Linked DNA regions of Mus musculus: region 2 is linked to region 1. A link is a loop called in an ENCODE intact Hi-C map of the cell type or tissue named here. Cell type or tissue: left cerebral cortex. All regions are shown on one strand. Links, peaks and the distances in the headings refer to the core of each region. The heading gives the core; the rest is flanking DNA.

Region 1 (9,914 bases), core at 943-8,942:
TCTTCAAAAAGTTGATTAAGAGAAATAATTATTACGTTTTTGCTAATGTTTTTAATGTCTTACCTTAAGTTGTTTTATTTATTGTCTTTTCAGTTTATGAAGAGAGGCCAGCCTTATGTAGAAATAGTTAATGATAGATAAGATAATGATAGGTAGATAAAATAAGTTTAATGATAGATTTAAGATATTTATGGATATTAGTTCTTGATACTACAAAACTCAGTAAATAGTAGATTATTTTAGCAGCTTTGTTGATTTAAGTTAAAATTTATGATGAACGCATTTTTGGTAAATTTTCAGTGGTACAACTGTCTCCAGAGCTCCTGCTGCCACCCTGGAAATATCCCTGTGGCTATTTCAGTCACTTGTAATCTTTACCTTAGCTTCAGACAGCCTATAGGGTCAGCTGGCCCTTCTTCACATTTCAGAAGAAATTATTCCTTTTATATTTTCCCTATCTACTTAGGATAATGTCTGAATTTTTCCATGTGGTTGTAGCCACGTGTGAGTTGCATATTTGGAGTGTTTCTACTTTTAGTTAATTATGTATACTGTCTGTGAACGTTAGACAGAGTGCCCTGTGTAAATACATGCTTTCTTTCAGTGAAGTCAGTAGCTAGGATAGACTAGCTAGCCAGAGTGAGCAAGACTGCACCATTGACAGAATCTGTGCTTTCTCAACTCTGCATCACCAGCCTTGTTAGTCTGCTTCCTACTAGTCCAGCTTGCGGAGGTGAAGTTTCTCTTTTGAGGGTTGGTTTTTTTGTTTGTTTGTTTTTTTAAAGACTTATTTTATTTATATGAATACTCTGTAGCTGTCTTCAGACACACCAGAAGACAGCATCAGAACCCATTACGGATGGTTGTGAGCCACCATGTGGTTGCTGGGATTGAACTCAGGACCTTCAAAAGAGCAGTCAGTGCTTTTACCCGCTGAGCCACCTCTCCAGCCCATGAAATAGTTCTATAAAGAACTCTTGCCCATTTTAAAAATTGGACATTTGTTAGGAGCTTTTTATTACAGATGAAAGCCCTTAGTCAAATATAGAACTTGAAATGTTCTTTTTTAATTTTGTGGCTGTTTACTTCTTTTACTTTCTATGCAAGACTCATGTAATCAGGCTAGCCTTGAACTTTATAGTTGAGATGACTCTGAACTTCTAATCCTTCTGTTCTTATCTCCTAAGTCTTAGGGTTACAGGCATTTGCCACCATCACTGGTTTATGGGGTACTGATGTTTGAATACAGGGCTCCATGTATGCCAGACAAGCAGCTTACTAAATGAGCCTTGTTCACATGCAAGGTTGAAGCCAGCCCTGTCTCAAAAAACAAGTAACCCAATACTATACAGCATTCCCAATTCTTTTCCTATTTGGCTAATCCCCCACCCCCTCAGGGTTTTTGTGTGTAGCCCTGGCTGTCCTGGAACTCATTCTGTCGACCAAGTTGGCCTCAAACTCAGAGATCCTTCTGCCTCTGCCTCTGCCTCCCAAGTGCTGGAATAAAGGTGTGCGCCACCACATCCAACTTAGTTGTCACTGATCTTTACTTCTTAGTCTCAGCCTGGAATTAGGCCGTGTAATTTTATGATCCCCTAGATATTTATCTGTTATTCATGGCCCAAGGCATAAGGATGTCCGTCCTTTTGGGTTCAAAATACCTATTGTTTTAGGAGGGTTGGAAGGGTTAATGGGAGAAGAAAATACCCAAAAGAGGGTCAGGACTCCTCAGTAAATTGAGACCTGGTGAGGGAGAAGAGAAAGCCCCTGACCTGACAATTGATTGTAAACTGTATCTGTGCTGAGGCAGGAGCCGACCCACCTGGTTGGTGCAGAGGAGTCTTGTCTTGACCTCCTTGGGAGAGTCTTGTCTTGATGCTTTTCTCTTCCTCCTTGGGAAACAGCTGAAGAAATCAGGGGAGAAGCCCCTGCTGGGTGGAAGCCTGATGGAATATGCAATCTTGTCTGCCATTGCTGCCATGAACGAGCCTAAGACCTGCTCCACCACTGCTCTGAAGAAGTATGTCCTGGAGAACCACCCAGGGGCCAACTCTAACTATCAGAGTAAGTCAGAGCCCTGTGCGCTTGACTGGGGCTAGCCGGTATTCTCCTGGCGAGGACAGCTGCTGATGCTGAAGCAATAATCACTGACTGAGGAGTAATCAAGACGAGGTTTATGCTCTGTAAAAGACTTTTATTTGTGTGTGTGTGTGTGTGTGTGTGTGTGTGTGTGTGTGTGTGTGTGTGTGTGTGTGTGTGTGTGTAAGAAAAAGAGAGTTAGAGAGAGAATGCCACATGTGTTCTTGTACCTGCAGAGGTCAAACATGATATAAATCCCCTATAGCTAACTAAAGTGATAGATGATTGTGAGTTTGATCCCTGACCTCAGGGATCTGGGATTGAACTCAGGTCCTGTGGAAGAGCAGAAAGCACCTTTAGCTGTTGAGCTGTCTCTCACAGCTTTCATTTTTGAGATAATGTCTCATTGTTTCACCTTAGGCCTCAGCTTTTCAGGTGCTAGGTTTACTGGTATTACTGGTTGGAGATTTTTGTTAATTTGCAACTACCCCAAATCAGAGGTTGTTATTCACTTAAATCCTATAACAAGATGTATTTTGTCTCAGTAAATTACATTTACCCAAAGTTGTGCTTTGAAATTGGACACTAGTCAATAATTCAGTACTTAACATTCTCTCACATATAGGTAGAGTGTGCCAAAGTTGGCATCTTATTAAGAGCTACTAGATTGCAAGGGTTTAGCATAAAGAATATAGACACTCTATAAACAACAGAAACTACAAACTAGTATATTTTATTTAAGTAATTTTTGCCTTATGTGATAGTACATGCTACTGGGACTTGTCCTATCAACATCTCTTTACTTGTCCCAAGTCCTGTTCCTAGTACTTGGGAGGCTTATGTGGGAAGATCACTCAAGCCTAGTAGTTTGAGGCCAGCTTGGTAATAAAGCAACATCCCATCTCAGTAAAAGAAATATAATTTGAAGTGTGTGAGTTTTTGTTGTTTGAGAGGGGGTTTCACTATGCAGCCCTGGATGACCTAGAACTTACTGTGCAAACCAGGCTGACCTCTAGCTCAGCAGTCCACCTGTACTTGAAATAAAGGCATGTGCCTAAAGAATTATCTTTTTTAATACACAGTCTTATTGAGTACCCTTGGCTGTCCTGGTGGTGGTGGCACATGTTTTTAATCACAGTACTTAGGAGCAAGTGAGAACTACAGAGAGCTACAGGGCTGTAGAGAAGAGGGTGGGTGGGAGTGGGTGCTGGCTGACTTTGAACCTGACATCCTCTGCTCTAGCCTCTCAAGCAGCTAGGCTCACACACACCACAACCAACCAAGAAGCCTCCTTAGCAGGGTTTTCTTTTCACTTATATTGGGGCTGGTCTTTTGTTTTTTAAGGAATTGGGGTTTTGTTTTGTTTGATTTTTTTTTTTTCCCCAAGATTGTGTAGCCCTTGCTGTCCTGGAACTCACTCTACAAACCAGGCTGGCCTCCAACTCAGAGATCCACCTGTCTTTGCTTCCAAATTCTGGGATTAAAGTTATGTACCACCACAGCCCATATCTGAGCCTTTTTTTTTTTTTTTTTTTTTTTTGAGACAGGGTCTCTCTGTGTAGCCCTGGCTGTCCTGGAACTCACTCTGTAGACCATGCTGGCCTCGAACTCAGAAATCCACCTGTCTCTGCCTCCCAAGTGCTGGGATTAAAGGCATGTGCCTCCACTGCCTGGCGAACCTATCTTTTATTAATGGAATTATCTTCTTTTTAATGTTTTATCTTGCTTATTTCTTTTGTGCTATGGATAGTCGGTGTGTTGCTGTGCATGTGTTCTGGGGTTACAGATGCACACTGCCAAGTCTGCTGTCTACTTATGTGCTAATAGAACTCTAAGGTGATAATTGGTGTCTAACCAGAGGTTACGTGTTAGATGCTTGAATGAGTGGATGAAATATTTAGATGTAGAACTGTTATTAACCAGTTATGTGGTACCCAAGAACAAGACCTCTAGACTCACCTGTTTCCTTTTTCGTTGAAAAAAAATTTGTGTGACTCAATGGATTCTAATGTTTCCTTTTACTTTTTCAAAATAACTTGCCATTTATTGGCACAAAATAATTGTTTTATGAACTAATTATAATTAATGCAATCAGGCACAAAGGACTATACTAGTTCATGTCTGTGGTTAGTGTTGACGTACTTTGCATTTAGTTGTGATTAAGTGACCAAATCTGAATATATAAACTTTTTCTTCCTTGAATTTTTTTTTAAGTGCATTTGCTGAAAAAAACCCTGCAGAAATGTGAGAAGAACGGGTGGCTGGAGCAGATCTCTGGGAAGGGGTTCAGCGGCACCTTCCAGCTGTCCTTCCCCTACTACCCTAGGTGAGCGCGCCCAGGCTGAGGCGCTGGCCACGCTGTGCTTGGATCTGCTCCCCACTTACAAGCCTGGGTTAACATAGCTTGCCTCGTTCCCATTACCCTGAACTGGACCTATCTGAAAATAACGACTACCAAGAGATCTCACTAGAGTGGGCATTCCTGCTGTCTTGACATTGCTGTTGCTTAGCCCGTGGTTCTTAGACAGTCATTGGATGGCCATTCTTTATCTTTTTAAGTAATAGCAACAGTCAGATTGCCAGAGACTTAAATACTAATTAGTCACCCAGAAAATCAGATGTGGAGAGCCTTCCCATCTTCCACGAATCATAGCTGCCTTCCTCAGACTGTCCCTTATGCATGATGTGGTTAACTGTCGAGCAGTAGCGGACATGAAGCTCCTAGCCGCACATCTTCCTGTGTTGGTGCTAGAACTCTCCTATGGTCTTATTAGTAAGATGCCGTAGCCTGTGCTTTAGTAGCTCTGCACTGACACTTTCTTACATAACTATTCTTAAAAACATACATCAAATAGTAAACTGAATAGTCGGTCACATACATGTTTTAATTTATAGAAATACTGATAGAAGAAAGTTTAAAAAGAGTTTAGGGGATACAATTCTTGCCCAATTTCTTTAAAACTTTGAAGAGTTTTAGTCTTATAGTTATCTGCCAGTATTGTGAAGGCAAAATAAGGTCATTGTTCTGTAGACCATTCACTGCTGTGTCTTGGGGAGATCACATGGCAGACGGTTAGTGACTGCTTACTAAATAGTGACACTCCCTGTTACTAAATGATGGGAGGGAGGGCGGGAGGGGATGAAAGCATGTGGAACCTTCCTGGATTTACGGTGACTTTGTCCATATGTTCAAACAGATAGTTGTAGTCTAACTCGACATTCCTGAGGGCCCGGACAGCATCTCAGTCCACATTATTTTCCTCGTCCTGTGAGATGATGTTTTGCTTTCCTACCTCAGCCCAGGAGTTCTATTTCCGAAGAAAGAATCCGGTGGCTCTGACGATGAAGATGAAGATGACGATGACGATGAATCATCAGAAGACTCTGAGGATGAGGAACCACCACCCAAGAGGAGGTGTGATCTGAGGAAGCTACTGAGACGGATGATAAATCTCTCAGAGCTGAAAATGGAGTTGGGCTTGTAATTCCAGATATTAAGGAGGAGACTGAAGCAGAGCTGGAAGTTGATGGCCAGTGGGGGCAGCTTATTGAAACACCATCTCAAAAAGTAAAACAAGGCCTGGGGACATAGGTCAGTGTAGGGTGATGAGTCTAGAGTGTGCCTAGTATCACTCAAAAGCATTGCTGAAAAGCGGGGCTAAGGGTAGGAATGTGTTTTAACCATTTAATATCCTCAGGTTCTTTGAGTAACATTTAAACTATCTTCTCCTTTCAAAATTCAAGGACTCTAAACTTCAGGCATTGTGAATACATAATGTCTTTTTCTGGTCAAACATAGTATAAATGTTTGAGAAATCAAGGCAAATTTTTTTTGTTTTTTGTTTTTTTGGGATTTTTTTGTTTGTTTTGTTTTTCGAGACAGGGTGTAGCCTTGGCTGTCCTGGAACTCACTCTGTAGACCAGGCTGGCCTGGAACTCAGAAATCCGCCTGCCTCTGCCTCCCGAGTGCTGGGATTAAAGGCGTGCGCCACCACGCCCAGCTAAGTTTTTGTTTTTAACATAGTGATTTCTATGTAAGTGATTTCTTTAAGCAGAAGGAGATTGTCCTAGCAAATGGCTTTCTCCTGTACTCAGTGATACATTTATTCTTGTGTTCTCACAGCTTACAGAAGAAAACACCAGCCAAGTCCCAAGGGAAGACAGCCTCCATGAAGCAGAGAGGGTCGAAGCCTGCGCGGAAAGTCCCGGCTGCCCAGAGAGGGAAAGTGAGGCCGCTGCCTAAGAAAGCTCCACCCAAGGCCAAGACCCCTGCCAGGAAAGCCAGACCCTCTCCCTCAGTCATCAAGAAGCCTAGTGGGAGCTCCTCCAGAAAGCCCATAGCCAGTGCACGAAAGGAAGCGAAACTGCCCGGGAAGGGCAAATCTGCCATGAAGAAGTCTTTCAAGACAAAAAAGTAAATTTTATAGGGAAAAGGGTATCATGATTGAATTCAGAATCTTACTTTATAAGGTCAGTGTGCATTTGTTCTAGTTATAATGCTTTTAAATTGTACTTTTTCTTCCCATGTGAGCATTGTGGGAAGGAATGGACACAGAGCAGCGTAGACATTTGTGAGCTTCGGTGCTGTTCAGTGCCTGCTTCTTCATCACCTTAATTTCTGCCATAACCTGGACTTCGCTGACTGTGTGACTGCCCTGCTCCCTCTGTTCATCTTAGCCCCAGCCCTCGTCCTCTTTCTGTGATCCGATTGAGGATTTTTTCCTCCTTCAAGTTAATTTAAACAACTGCAGAGATGTGTTTGTAGAGCACTTAGAGGTCTGGGGCTGGAAGTCCAGACGGCGCAGGAGCAGTGTTGGGAAGGCTTTGCGTCCTGCCTGCAGACTTGCTAGAGCTGTGGTGATTAACCCTGGCTGTTGAATCACTCCACTGACCAGTCTCCAGCTTGAGTCGGGGACATGTTAACTTCGGAAAGAAGCCCCCGTCCCTGCCATCCCATAGATTCTGAAGGGCTCCTCTCCTCCGGTCACGCTGACCAACTGCCAAGCTCGCTTTGCTGCCCAGAGCACTGTCCCCTCACAGCAAGCACAAGTTGTCTGCACCACTTGGTTTCTGACTGAAGGGGAAGTACAGGACTACATGGAATCTGATTTCTGGTGTTGCTTATTACCAAAAATGACAGAATATTCTTGATCAAATGTCTAGATATATTTTTAATATTTGGGGCATGAGTTGTCCCTGTTTGAGAGTTCCCATTACTAATGTAGAAATGTTAAATGGTAAAACATAATTTGCTAAAATGACCAGTTTTCAGATTCACCTGTGCGTGTGCCCCCCACTCCCATCCCACCCTGTTCTTTCCATAGAACTTTTGATATCAGGCAAACGGTTTCCTTTTTGAGATATTTTAACAGAGAAGGGGTGGGGGAGAAGCAGATGAAGCTGTACTACCCAGCCCTCTTCTTGTTTGTATTTGTTTAGGGTTGTGAGGTTGTGTAAAATAGTACTAGCTTCTTACTTGAGAACTACAGTTTCTGCTTATCATTTATTCTTCCTTGTGGCACTTAATATTTTAATTGTCTTAAGCTTTTTGATGTATATATCCTCTGGCCCCTTACATGCTGCCAGAGGAGAAGGTGTTTGTTTGAGATTCATTCCACTTGAAGTGTCTCCTGGGATCCCCACAGCTGCGTATGGCTGGGAAATGGACTTAAGGCTTGGGCTTGAATTGGTGGCTCCTACCTGTGAGGTCCCATCGTGAGTCACTGGGATTTGTGTTGCATGGAAGGCAGTCTTTCCTGTTGTAAATCTTCCTTTTTTATGTACAAATATTTTGAAAAATATGAATAAACATGAACTTTTAAAAGCTGCTGAACTACAGCTTAGTGAAAAGTTTCCAGTACCTGTCCTGCAATCTCTCCTCCTGCAAGGGATACCATGGCTTCCTTTTTCTTTTGAGTTCTTACTTTGATGGTCATTTATTTTATATATATGAGTACACTGTAGCTGTCTTCAGACACACCAGAAGAGGGAGTCAGATTCCACCAAAGAGTCATCTTAGGGGCTGGAGAGATGGCTCAGCATTAAGAGCACTGTCTGCTCTAACAGAGGACCTGGGTTCAGTTCCCAGCATCCATATGGTAGCTCATATTTGCCTCTAACTTCAGTTCCAGGGTTTCTGACACTCTCACACAGACATACTTGCAGACAAAGCACCAATGAACATAAAATAAAAGCAAACTTGTTTTTTAAGAGAGTCATCTTGAGGCTGTGGTGGCATACACCTTTAGTCCTGGCACTTAGGAGTCAGAAGCAGGCTGATCTCTGAGTTCAAGGCTACCCTGGTCTTTAGAGTGAGTGACAGCCAGAGAAACCCTGTCTGAAAGAAAGAGGGGGTGGGGGAGGGAGGGAGGGAGGGAGGAGTCATCTTTATTGAAAAACTTTTCTCAACATCATAAGAGCCTAGTTTTTTGTTTTTAATTAACATACAAAATTCAGGTTAGACTGGGGAAAAAAATGACAGCACAGTTACAGACAGTAGCCCACCACAGAGATCTCTCTCTCTAGAAAGCTTGAATTCCTCATATGTGTGCCAGGGACTGGTTACTCATAGGGTATTGTTAGCTACCTGAGCCAACAATTCTCTGCTCTTATGGAATCAAAAATTGCAGGTCGGTTTTTCTGTGTTATACAGTATTGCTTGTACAGAGGTTTGCTGACTGCTCAGCTGGCCCCTGCCCCATACATCAGACACTGTAACTTGTACTATGAGAAGCTGGGGTCATGTAAGGTCTCTCTCTCTGCTCTGAATGCGCCTTAACAAAAGTTTAGGGTAGGACAGTCTGCTTTAACGTCCCAGGAAAGGTAAAGACTGGATCACTCAGCTCCAAAGGCCCAGCTGTCCAACACATACACTTTCATACCTGACAGAGAGGCTTTTGATTTCTGTTTTCATCTGTGCACTCTGCAGAAGACATTTACAGACTTTACTTTTGTGTTAAATGAGAAGAGAAAACGCAGGAGGTGGGTGTCTGGCCTAATGGTCTGTCTGGTTTAATAGTCTTTCATAGACTCTGAAGTCGCCTGCTCCAAAGTGGTTGAAAAATGAGTCTCTGAAGATGCTGGAAGCAAGGTGGTTGGCTTAACTTGTATTCTCAGAGACTCATTATTACTTTATTCCGTAGTAATGTGATAAAGGCAAAGTTTATTAGCACAGGTTAGACCTAGTCCACATGAGCATAACTGCAGGAAATCGAGTCCTGTATACACCCCAGAAAGGACAGGCTTGGTGGCCCATGCCTGTCAAGGCAGCAGTGGGAGCTGTTTGCATCATGTCTGTTGACAATAGTTTGAGTAATTTATGGAAAAACAAGATCTAAATAAATGTAACCCTTGGATATAAACTTGGCTTGTCCATTAATTGTTATGTAAACTTGTTACTTAGCTTTCTCTTGCTGTAACAAAATAGAAATAATCTCTAAGGAGGAAAGGCATTAATTTGTGCCTTACTGTTAAATTCCTGTCATAGAACACCATGACCAAGGCAACTTAGAAATTGTTTAATTTGAGCCTCAATGGTTTCAGAGGGTCCAGGATCACCATGGCAGAGAGCATGACAGCAGCCACTGGAGCAGTGGCTGAGAGCTCACCACCCCCCTCCCCCCAAGACAGGGTTTCTCTGTGTAACCCTGGCTCTCCTGGAACTGACTTTGCAGACCAGGCTGGCCTCAAACTTGGTAATCCACCTGCCTCTGCCTCTGCCTCCCAAGTGCTGGGGAGAGCTCACATCTTGATCCACTAGCACAAAGCAGAGCACTCAGTGTGAGTAGCATAGGCTTTTGAAACCTCAAAGCAGACCCTGATGACAAACCTTCAGC
Region 2 (9,914 bases), core at 716-8,715, 70 kb before region 1:
TGGTTCCATAGGAGCAAAGTGGAAGAAGAAAGGAAACTGTATTCAATTTTCCTGACTGACCATTAAGTGACAAGTCGTTCCTCCTCTCTAAAATGTTCCATATGAAGAGCAGTGTGGGAGTTCCCTTAGATGTTAAGTGGGTGCATTTAAGACTGGCTAATGCTGTTTATTTTAACCCTCCTAGGAACTTTTCAGAAAAGTTCGAAGTATCTTGAATAAACTGACACCACAGATGTTCAACCAGCTGATGAAGCAAGTGTCGGCTCTTACGGTGGACACGGAGGAGCGGCTAAAAGGGGTCATCGACCTTGTCTTTGAGAAGGCTATCGATGAGCCCAGCTTCTCTGTGGCGTACGCAAACATGTGTCGGTGCCTAGTAACGGTAAGAAGAGAGGAAGCAGTAAACCGAGAGTCGCCAAGAGGTATACTCTCCCCTCAGTGTAGTCTTCCCAGTGTCGTTGCAGTGCAAAGGGGAGAGTAGATTGCTAGCCCTGGTGTATCTGTTCTCACTGATAGAAAAGAATTTTGCAAAAATAATGTCTGTTCCCACCTCTGGGGCGGGGTATTTGGAGACTTGCTTGAAATGGGACAAGCTTATGGTCTCCTCCAACCCGGAGAACCCTGTGAGGGTTAGGGAGTAGTGTGGAGTCAGATCACAGGCAACGGTTTTATTCTGGAGTGTCTTCTTGTAGAACTAGAGCCGGTACTAACTTTAACATAAACTAAATTTAAAATTAAATTAACTGTTCTAATTCTGGCCTCTGAAACTACGAAGATAGTTGTCTTATCATCAAAAATATTCAAAATCGGAATGTTTCCTCTCTTGCTAGACATAGTAGCTCACACCTTCAGTCCTCGCACTCAGGAGCATTCTCTCTGAGCATTGAGACCTGCCTAGGATCTCAGCAACAACTAAAATAAAGAAATAAGCATTAATTTAATCCGTAGCATATATATGGACATACATGCACATGACTAAGATTAAATCTTATTTAAACCAAGAGAAGCAAGTGAATTCAATGTTACAGCATTGTAAACATAGCATTCCCGCTTGGATAATTGTCTACCTGCTGAAGAAATTCGTAGAAAGGGAAACAGGAAGAGGGAGGGTGAGGCGGGCTGGCGCTGGCTCAGCACCTCCACCACCAGCCACCGCCTGAGCCGCCTACCGCTCCTTGCATCTACATCATTGTGTGGGTGGGTGTGGCAAACATAGTCATACAAGTTTCCATATGCGAGTGTGTGTACCTGGGAGACCATCGAGGGCGTCAGATTCCCTGTTGTTACAGGCAATTGTGAATGGCCTGATTTGGGTACTGGGACCTTAACACTGGTCCTCTGGCATAGCAGCAGGTGCCTCTGGAGCCCTCAAACATTATTCTTTGTTGATTGATAGGACCTCAGCTCTAACATTGAGCTGGATCAGTCTTCTCCCGGGCCTTCTCCCTCCTCTCCAGCTGCCAGCATCTGGAGATGCTTTGAGTTAGCGTTGACCTCTCTGGGAGCTGCCACACACCGCTCAAGGAGAGACCAGTCTCTGACAACAGAGGTTTTTAGCTCAGCTGACAGTGTTCAAGCAACCCTAGCTGGGTAGTGTCGTCACAGATTGAGGGGGATATGTATTCTCATTATTTAGAATTCCTTTTTCAGTCTCAGTGCTGTGTACATAGATTGTGTGCTTTCCACTCATACCCACACTCTCTCTTTCATTGTTGTGTTTTTTTGGGCGAGATAAGAAACACGGGGCTTTGCACATGCTAAGCAAGCTATGTTATCAGTGATCTACCAACGCTTCAACATATCTCCATTTGAACCCTTCCTTCTAGGTGACTTGAGCCCACCCAGCACTATAAAAATGAGTGAGAGACTGGAATGAATGAATGAATGAATGAATGAATGAATGAATGAATGAATGAATGAATGGAATACCTTCTCATGTGATTTTTGCATTGCTTAGGTGAATTCTAAAGTATACAATGGAGTCCCTTTTTTTCTCGCATCGTTAGATATGTTGAGGAGCTGATATTACAGATGTTTTAACAAGCCACACAGCTGCACTTGGTGCCTTTCCCTACCACCTTGTGCTCAGGCAAACCATGTACAACTCAGGGATCAGAAGAGAGAAAGGCAGCTTCCGATGCATAGCTTCTCCCAGGTCAATAAGAAGTGACTAAAGGACACTCAGGACCTCAGCCAGCTGGAAGGCACATAGCTGAAATGTCACACCTTAGTGCCTGAAGAGAACTGCCTACAGGCCTTATTGATAGTGACAGTGTCAGGCTGGAGTATCGTCAGTCGTATCATTGCAGAGTCGATGCCAACAAGACCCTATCTCAGCAATGAAGGAACAGTAGATTAGCCAGGCACTGCAGCTCACTCCTCAACTCCCAGCACTCAGGAGGAACATGAAAAGTTCAGGGCCAGCCTGGGCTGTGTACTGAGCTCTAGGCTAGCCAGAGATCTATACTGTAGACCTCACTCTCAAATCATAAAATATAAAGACATTTTTAACTAAAATAAATAAATTAATTTTGTAACCTAAGTTGCCATATTTTGTTCTAATTAATTAGCATGAAAATGAAAATCTACATTCCAGAATGCCTCTGAATTGCTGCTCAAGTCCTCCTGTCTAAAATACCACTTTGTGTCTGGAGAGTGAATGCCTGGATACAAAAGTGTGCTGTCCAGGTTTATGCCAGCTTCACACAAGCTGGAGTGGTCAGACAGGAGGGAGCCCCAGTTGAGAAAAATGCCTTCATAAGATTAGGCTGTAGGCAAGACTGTAAGGCGTGTTCTTACTTAGTGATTGATGGAGGAGGGCCCAGCCCACTGTAGGTGGGGCCATCCCTGGGCTGGTGTTCCTGGGTTCTGTAAGAAAGCAGCCTGAGCAAGCAGTGGGGAGCAAGCCAGTGAGCAGCGCCCTTCCAAGGCCTTCAGGTCTCGGCTTGAATTTCTGCCCTCACTGCTTTTAACTGAGAATGAAATAAAGCCTTTCCTCCCCAAAATACTTTTGGTCATAGTTTTTATCACAGAAATATTAGCCCTAATTAAGAAGGTAAAGAATTTGAGAAAGTGGTGTGAAGCAGGCCTGTAATTCCAATGGGAACATGAGAAGGAAGGCCAAGGTCCTCAGCTATAGCCTGGAGTACTTGGGACCCTACCTCAAAAAGTCAAGAAGATAAAACAAAAACTTGAAAAATCTCTTTCCATGTCCCATGAGAAGTTCCCTTGTGTCTTATCTGTGTGGCAGGAGTGTGAGTCTGGAGCAAAATGGAGAAAGCTGCCAAGGAGGTTGAAACATCTGGGAGTTACGTTCCCCTGCACAGGTGTGGGGGAAGTGAGGAGAGGGGGATGGGTTGTGAGTGGGTCAGACTCCGCCGTGATGACTGGAAAGAAAGCAAGGCGCACGTCTGTGATCCCAGCACTGGGGAAGCTGACAAGATGCTCAGGAGTTGGGGCAGACTGGTCTAACAGATGAGATATCTGCCTCGGACCGTGGGTGTGGCTGGCGTGCATTGGGTGAGGAGCGAGTGTCTCTTGCACAGTGCACCGAAGCAGCATCCAGCTTTGGGAAAAGAGGGCTCTGTTTGGAGTTTTGTAGGCATCCTTCTGGGTGTGTCTCTGGGTGTCTCCAGTAAAGATGTCTTTCCTTGCTTCTGTGCACAGTGTAGGTAGCTTGTTATATACACTGGCCTTGGAGAGAAGATAGTAGTGGGTTGAAGGAGCTACATTTGAACTGTCACCTTGCAATGACATCCCAAATGCTGCGACTGAGGCCTGTGCCAGTTAACATGTGCCAGCCTGGTAACTGGCTCTGGGCCCTGGTGTGACAGTAGGGTGGACCTGACTTCACTGTGATGTCATGGCTGTTCTTTGCCACTTTCTCCAGCCCTTCAGTTTTGATCAGGTGTCCATAGCCATTTCGTTGATAAGATTAATCCTCTTGATTAGTCTTGATAGCATATCTGATCCCAGCACTTGGAGGACAGAATTGGAGGTGGGGGGATCAGGAGTTCACCATCATCATAGCTTTATATGAGGTCAAGGCCAGCTGCAGCTGCCGAGGCGCCTCTCAAAAATAGACAGCATGATGCTACATGTTTGGTTAGGGTTTCATCCCTGATTACTTCAAAGCAAGTAAGAAGGGTGTGATGACTGGTGACTCAGGCTGGTATCCCAGCACTGAGGTGCCGTAGGCAGTACAGTTCCAAATTTGAGGCCAACTTGACTTCCATGATGGGACCCAAGCCTGCCTAAAGTAGTGACACCCTGTCTCAAAAACAGCTACCCCCCCAAAAAAAAAATGATTTTCACCCACATGGTTGAGGCAGTATATTAATTTAAGAACTGTTGGATCCACTTTCTGAGTCCAGAAAAGCCCTTTTCCATGTTGTACAGTAACTGAGTCGGAGAATTTCGTGTTTTCTTATAATGGAGGCTACATTCTGCTGTCAGAATAAAAAGAGGGTGAGATGGCTCAGTGGATACAGGTGGCTTGCTCCACAACCTGATGGCTTGAGTTTGATCCCCATTCCCCAAGTAGAAAGTAAGAATCCTCCACGGGTGCACCAAGTGCATGCATGTGTACATGCACACTCACACACACACACACACACACACTCACACACACACACACACACACACACCTTATATAAATGAAATAATAATAAGGTTTAAACAAAGAGATTACCTTCCACAGTTTAATGGTGTAGGTATATGGAAGTAACCACTGTATTCATAATAGATTCCACTTCAGCTTGGGATATATCCACAGAAGTCAGAAGGTGTGTGTCTTCTCTGTGTCAGAGACAAGACAGCTTTCTGTTGCACTGTGTGAAAGACTCAGCTATGTGTTTTAGAATGTCTACCTGTGTGTCTGTCTGCATTAAGTAACCTGGATGCCGTTGCTCTTTGTTCTCTGAATGCAGCTGAAGGTGCCCATGGCAGACAAGCCTGGCAACACAGTGAATTTCCGGAAGCTGCTGCTTAACCGCTGCCAGAAGGAGTTCGAGAAAGACAAAGCAGATGATGACGTCTTTGAGAAGAAGCAGAAAGAACTGGAAGCTGCCAGCGCTGTAAGACCTTCTTGACATAAAGTACTGTCAGAGTTGTCCTACAACTAGCTATGGCACCTACAGAGGGACCGTGTGTGTGTGTGTGTGTGTGTGTGTGTGTGTGTGTGTGTGTCTGTGTGTCTGTGTGTCTGTGTGTCTGTGTGTCTGTGTGTCTGTGTGTCTGTGTGTCGGCGTGCGTGTAGAGGTGTAGTGTTCTCATTGAAAATGCTTTAGTCCTATGTTAGAGGCAGTCACTTCCACAGCAAACGTTAGTCTAACATAGACCTTAGGTTCATCTATCTGGAAGGATGCACACTTTGGTGTGTAGGTCTTTTTTTTCTGAGGAGTGAGGCTCAGTGGTCCTTGTCAGAGCATTTGAGCCCCGAAGGAGTGAGGCCCTGCAATCTTAGGTGTTCTCTCCCCCCCCCCCCCCCCCCCGTTTTACACAACAGCCAGAGGAGAGGACAAGGCTTCACGACGAACTGGAAGAAGCCAAGGACAAAGCCCGGCGGAGATCCATCGGCAACATCAAGTTCATTGGAGAACTCTTTAAACTGAAAATGCTGACGGAGGCCATCATGCATGACTGTGTGGTGAAGCTCCTGAAGAACCACGATGAAGAGTCCCTGGAGTGCCTGTGTCGCCTGCTCACCACCATCGGCAAAGACCTGGACTTTGAGAAAGCAAAGGTACCACGCAAAGACTCAAGTCTCCCGGCCCCAGGGAGCCTACCCCTGTTGGAGCAGTCTGTGTGCAGGCTCCTTCCACCCTCCTCATGGCACATGTGACTGACAGTGCTCCTCACAGTGCTCTAAGGGGAGGTGCTCCCTAGTCACGTGCAGGTCAGTCCGTCTGCAGCCTAGGTGGGTTGGTCCTTCTCTTTCATAACCATTTTATAGGTTATAAGCAGAAGTAGGTTAAGAAATGGACCAGGTCTGAAAAAGAGGATAGAAAAGCTAGTGGGGTTGTTCATTATGTGTGCACCACTGTGCCCACTTCAAGTCACTGTTTCTGTTTTGCTTTGTTTTTTGAGACAGATTCTCACTATGAAGCTCTGGCAGTCCTGGAACTCACTATGTAGACTTGAGTAGCTTTGAACTCACAAAGATCTGCCCACCTCTGCTCCTGAGAGCTGGGGTTAAATGCATGGGACATCATGCCCCGTTCTCACTTGCTTCTTAAGTTTAAGGACTAATTAATGACATTGCCACCTAATCATTGTATAGGAAGCTATAAAGACATAGTCTGACACTGTACAAATAAAGGAAACACATTAGAAATGCTTCAGAGAAATAATGACAGAGATGAGTCACCCAGGGTTATGTTTGTATGTGACAGAGGCAGGGCCTTCCAGCTTTCAGGCCTAAGCGTGTATTTCGCATCTTATAACTTACTCTGCTTGCATAGTTTCAGCAGAGATCATAGGAAGTGGATCGTGGAGCAAAGGACAGACAGAGTGCTGGGTCTTCCAAAGCTGCAGTATGACATGCCAGGAGCCTAGCAAGTGTGCTCTCTGTAGTGGCTGCATATATTCTCCATTAAATGCCATTGCTGGCGACAGGGAAATTGTTGAATGATTACAGGTGCTTGCTTGCCAAGCCTGTCAGCCTGAGTTTGATCCTTGGGAACCGCATGGTGGAAGGAGGGAACGACTCCCAGAAATCTCCTCCCACCTCCATGTGTGGACACATAGTAGAAACACAATACAGTGGTAATAAAATTTCACCAGTCCTTCTAGCCATAAAAAGTTATTCTTTAATCACCTAAAACTCTACTTGGTACCTTAGAGTGGTCCATTACCCATGTGTAATTATCCCAGCACTCGGGAGGCTGAGTCAGAGCGATAACAAGTTCGAGGCAGCCTAGACTGCAGATGAGGACCTTTATAATAAAGACAAAAACCAAAGTACATGGAAAAAAAGGAAATTGAATTTCTCGGCCAGAAATCATGGTGGTTTTATTATTTGCAGCCACGCATGGACCAGTACTTTAACCAGATGGAGAAAATCGTCAAAGAAAGAAAAACTTCCTCCAGAATTCGGTTCATGCTTCAGGATGTAATCGACCTCAGACTGGTAAGTTAGGTTTCTAGCAATACACACCATGACCAGAAACCATTTGGGAAGGGGAGGGTTTCTTTCAGTTTAGTTTTATGATACAGTCTTATGGTCAAAGGCAGTCAGGGCAGGAGCCTGGAGGCAGGAACTGAAGAGGAAGCCATGGAGGAACTGCTGACTGGCTTTCTCAGCCTGTGTTTTACACAGCTCAGGACCACCTGCTCAGAGACAAACCACATGCATTAATCAGGGAAATGCCCTCCAGACTGCCTGTAGTCAGTCTGGGTGGAGGCATGGTCTTTTTTTTTTTTTTTTTTTTTTTTTTTGGTTTTTCGAGACAGCCTCCTGAAACTCACTCTGTAGACCAAGCTGGCTGGCCTCGAACTCAGAAATTCGCCTGCCTCTGCCTCCGGGTGCTGGGATTAAAGACGTGCACCACCACTTCCAGCTTTTTTTTTTTAAATTAGATATTTACTTTATTTACATTTCAAATGTTATCCCCTTTCCTGGTTTCCTTTCCGAAAACCCCCTAGCTCCATTCCCCTTTCCCTCCCCCTGCTCACCAACCCACCCACACCTGCTTTCAGGTCCTGGCATTCCCCTACACTGGGGCATTGAGCCTTCACAAGACCAAGGGCCTTTTCTCCCATTGATGACTGACTAGGCCATCCTCTGCTACATATGCAGCTAGAGCCATGAATCCCACCATCTGTACTCTTTGGTTGGTGGTTTAGTCCTGGGAGCTCTGGAAGTACTGGTTAGTTCATATTGTTGCTCCTCCTATGGGGCTGCAAACACCTTCAGCTCCTTGGGTCCTTTCTCTAGCTCCTTCATTGCGAACCCTGTGCTCAGTCCAATGGTTGGCTGAGAGAATCCACCTCTTTATTTGTCAGGCACTGGTGGGGCCTCTCCGGAGGCAGCTATATCAGACTCCTGTCAGGAAGCTCTTATTGGCATCCACAAAAGTGTCTACATTCGGTGATTCTATATTGGATTCAGAACCCCAAGTGGGGCAGTCTCTGGCTGGTCATTCCTTCAGTCTGTGCTCCACACTTTGTCTCTGTAACGCCTCTCATAGGTATTTTTTTTCCACCTTCTAAGAAGGATCAGATTATCTATCTACACTTTGATCTTCCTTCTTGAGTTTCATGTGGTTAGTGAATTGTATCTTGGGTATTCCGAGCTTCTGGGCTAATACCCACTATCAGTGAGCTCATACCAAGTGTGTTCTTTTGTGATTGGGTTACCTCACTCAGGATGATAATTTCTAGTTCCATCCATTTGCCTAAGAATTTCATAAATTCATTGTTTTTAATAGCTGAGTCGTTCTCAGTTGTGTAAATTGTGCATCACATTTTCTGTATCCATTCCTCTGTTGAGGGGCATCTCAACTAAAGAATACCGAATGGCTGAGAGGCACCTAAAGAAATGTTCAGCATCCTTAGTGGTCAGGGAAATGCAAATCAAAACAACCCTGAGATTCCACCTCATGCCAGTCAGAATGGCTAAGATCAAAAAGTCAGGTGACAGCAGATGCTGGCGAGGTTGTGGAGAAAGAACACTCCTCCGTTGCTGGTGGGATTACAAGCTGTTACAACCACTCTGGAAATAAGTGTGGCAGTTCCTCAGAAAATTGGACATAGCACTACCTGAGGACCCACTAATACCACTCCTGGGCATATACCCAGATGATGCTCCAACACGTAATAAGGACACATGCTCCACTATGTTCATCACAGCTTTATTTAAGGCCAGGAGCCGTAAAGCACCCAGATGTTCCTTAACAGAGGCATGGTCTCAATTAAGAATCGTCTTCTAGATAACTCTAGCTTGTGTCAAGGTGACAGAAAGGGGTGCGGGGGGAGATCAAACAGACTCAAGTGAAGAAGTCGGTGGTGTTTGTGTGGGTGGCACGGTTCTTGCTTCATGCCCTGGACTAAAGTACAAGAAGAAGGCACTGCCTGGCTTTTTTTTCCCAGTTACCACACCACACTGCAGCTCTGACATTGGTCATCTGAATTCAGTACTGGTCAGTGAGACTCAGGCTTTCTAAACTGAACAGCTGGAGTCTCCTCTCCACAGTGAACATGTTGAACTCATAAGCCATGTGTTTGATTTCTACAATGATGCTATTGCTGTCCTTCAGACCGTACCACAGTTCAGTGAGATAAGTGTCTCCATTGAAACTCATGGGCACCCTGTCATCCCGGCTGCCATGTTTATCTGCCTCAGCTGGAAGCACTGCCCCTTCATTCCTCTCAGTTCTTAGGGCACCAATGAGGCTTCTTTGTCTTGCTAAACCCAGGTATAATCTTAGTAGCAAAAGCTGTGACCTGTTGCTCAGAGCTCCCTCACAAGCTAAATTCAACCATTTTCCACCCATGTCTCCACCATATTTGCTCATTTCGGCCATTGGAATGGAGGCTGGGATGGAGTGAGGCAAGTTTTGTCTCCTGAGAAGAGAGAAGCAGCTTTGTGTGGCATTCTGGGTAGGGTACCAGAGTCATAGTAAAGGAAGAAAAATGATTGTCCCCTTTGATTTAGAGCTGCTGTGAACCAAGACATGAACTGAGTATTAGCCCCTCATGTCACACAGTCCTGAAGAATCTCCCTTCTTCCTGGCCCACTTCCTTTCTCTCCTAGTTCGTCAGCCATCCTGGCAGCTGCATCAGCCACTTCTTCCTTCTGACGCTTACCCTTCAGTTGTTGGAATGTGCGCTGCACACCCCGCCAGTGTTCATTTCCTTAGCTTGAAATCCTACAGTACCCCTGTCATCCGTGACAAGCTGAGGGGCTTACTTCT

Evidence for each region. Hi-C counts contacts between places; a loop is a spot of excess contacts. Peaks named below come from ENCODE experiments on the same cell type or tissue, not always from the same donor. Only the 100,000 strongest peaks of a DNase experiment are listed, where the experiment ranks them.
Region 2: a loop joins it to region 1, with 2.0 times the contacts of the local background. A loop is called at or near these places in 3 of 42 quality-filtered maps.

The regions. Positions count from the first base shown.
Region 1 is chr4:138,235,244-138,245,157 of GRCm38, forward strand. It overlaps Hp1bp3 (heterochromatin protein 1, binding protein 3), which reads left to right. Exons shown (of 13, transcript NM_010470.3): 10 at 1,905-2,064; 11 at 4,294-4,405; 12 at 5,378-5,494; 13 at 6,203-9,440. The coding sequence ends at 6,497. Among named protein-coding and RNA genes, the nearest start is that of Sh2d5, 10 kb to the right of the region's middle. In left cerebral cortex, for the core only: a CTCF peak has its summit at 8,025 (motif pointing right); a DNase peak (open chromatin) is centred at 5,468.
Region 2 is chr4:138,165,549-138,175,462 of GRCm38, forward strand. It overlaps Eif4g3 (eukaryotic translation initiation factor 4 gamma, 3), which reads left to right. Exons shown (of 35, transcript NM_172703.3): 18 at 185-382; 19 at 4,929-5,075; 20 at 5,507-5,743; 21 at 7,025-7,129. Among named protein-coding and RNA genes, the nearest start is that of Mir6399, 7.3 kb to the left of the region's middle. In left cerebral cortex, for the core only: no CTCF peak of the experiment used is centred there; DNase peaks (open chromatin) are centred at 1,189 and 4,984.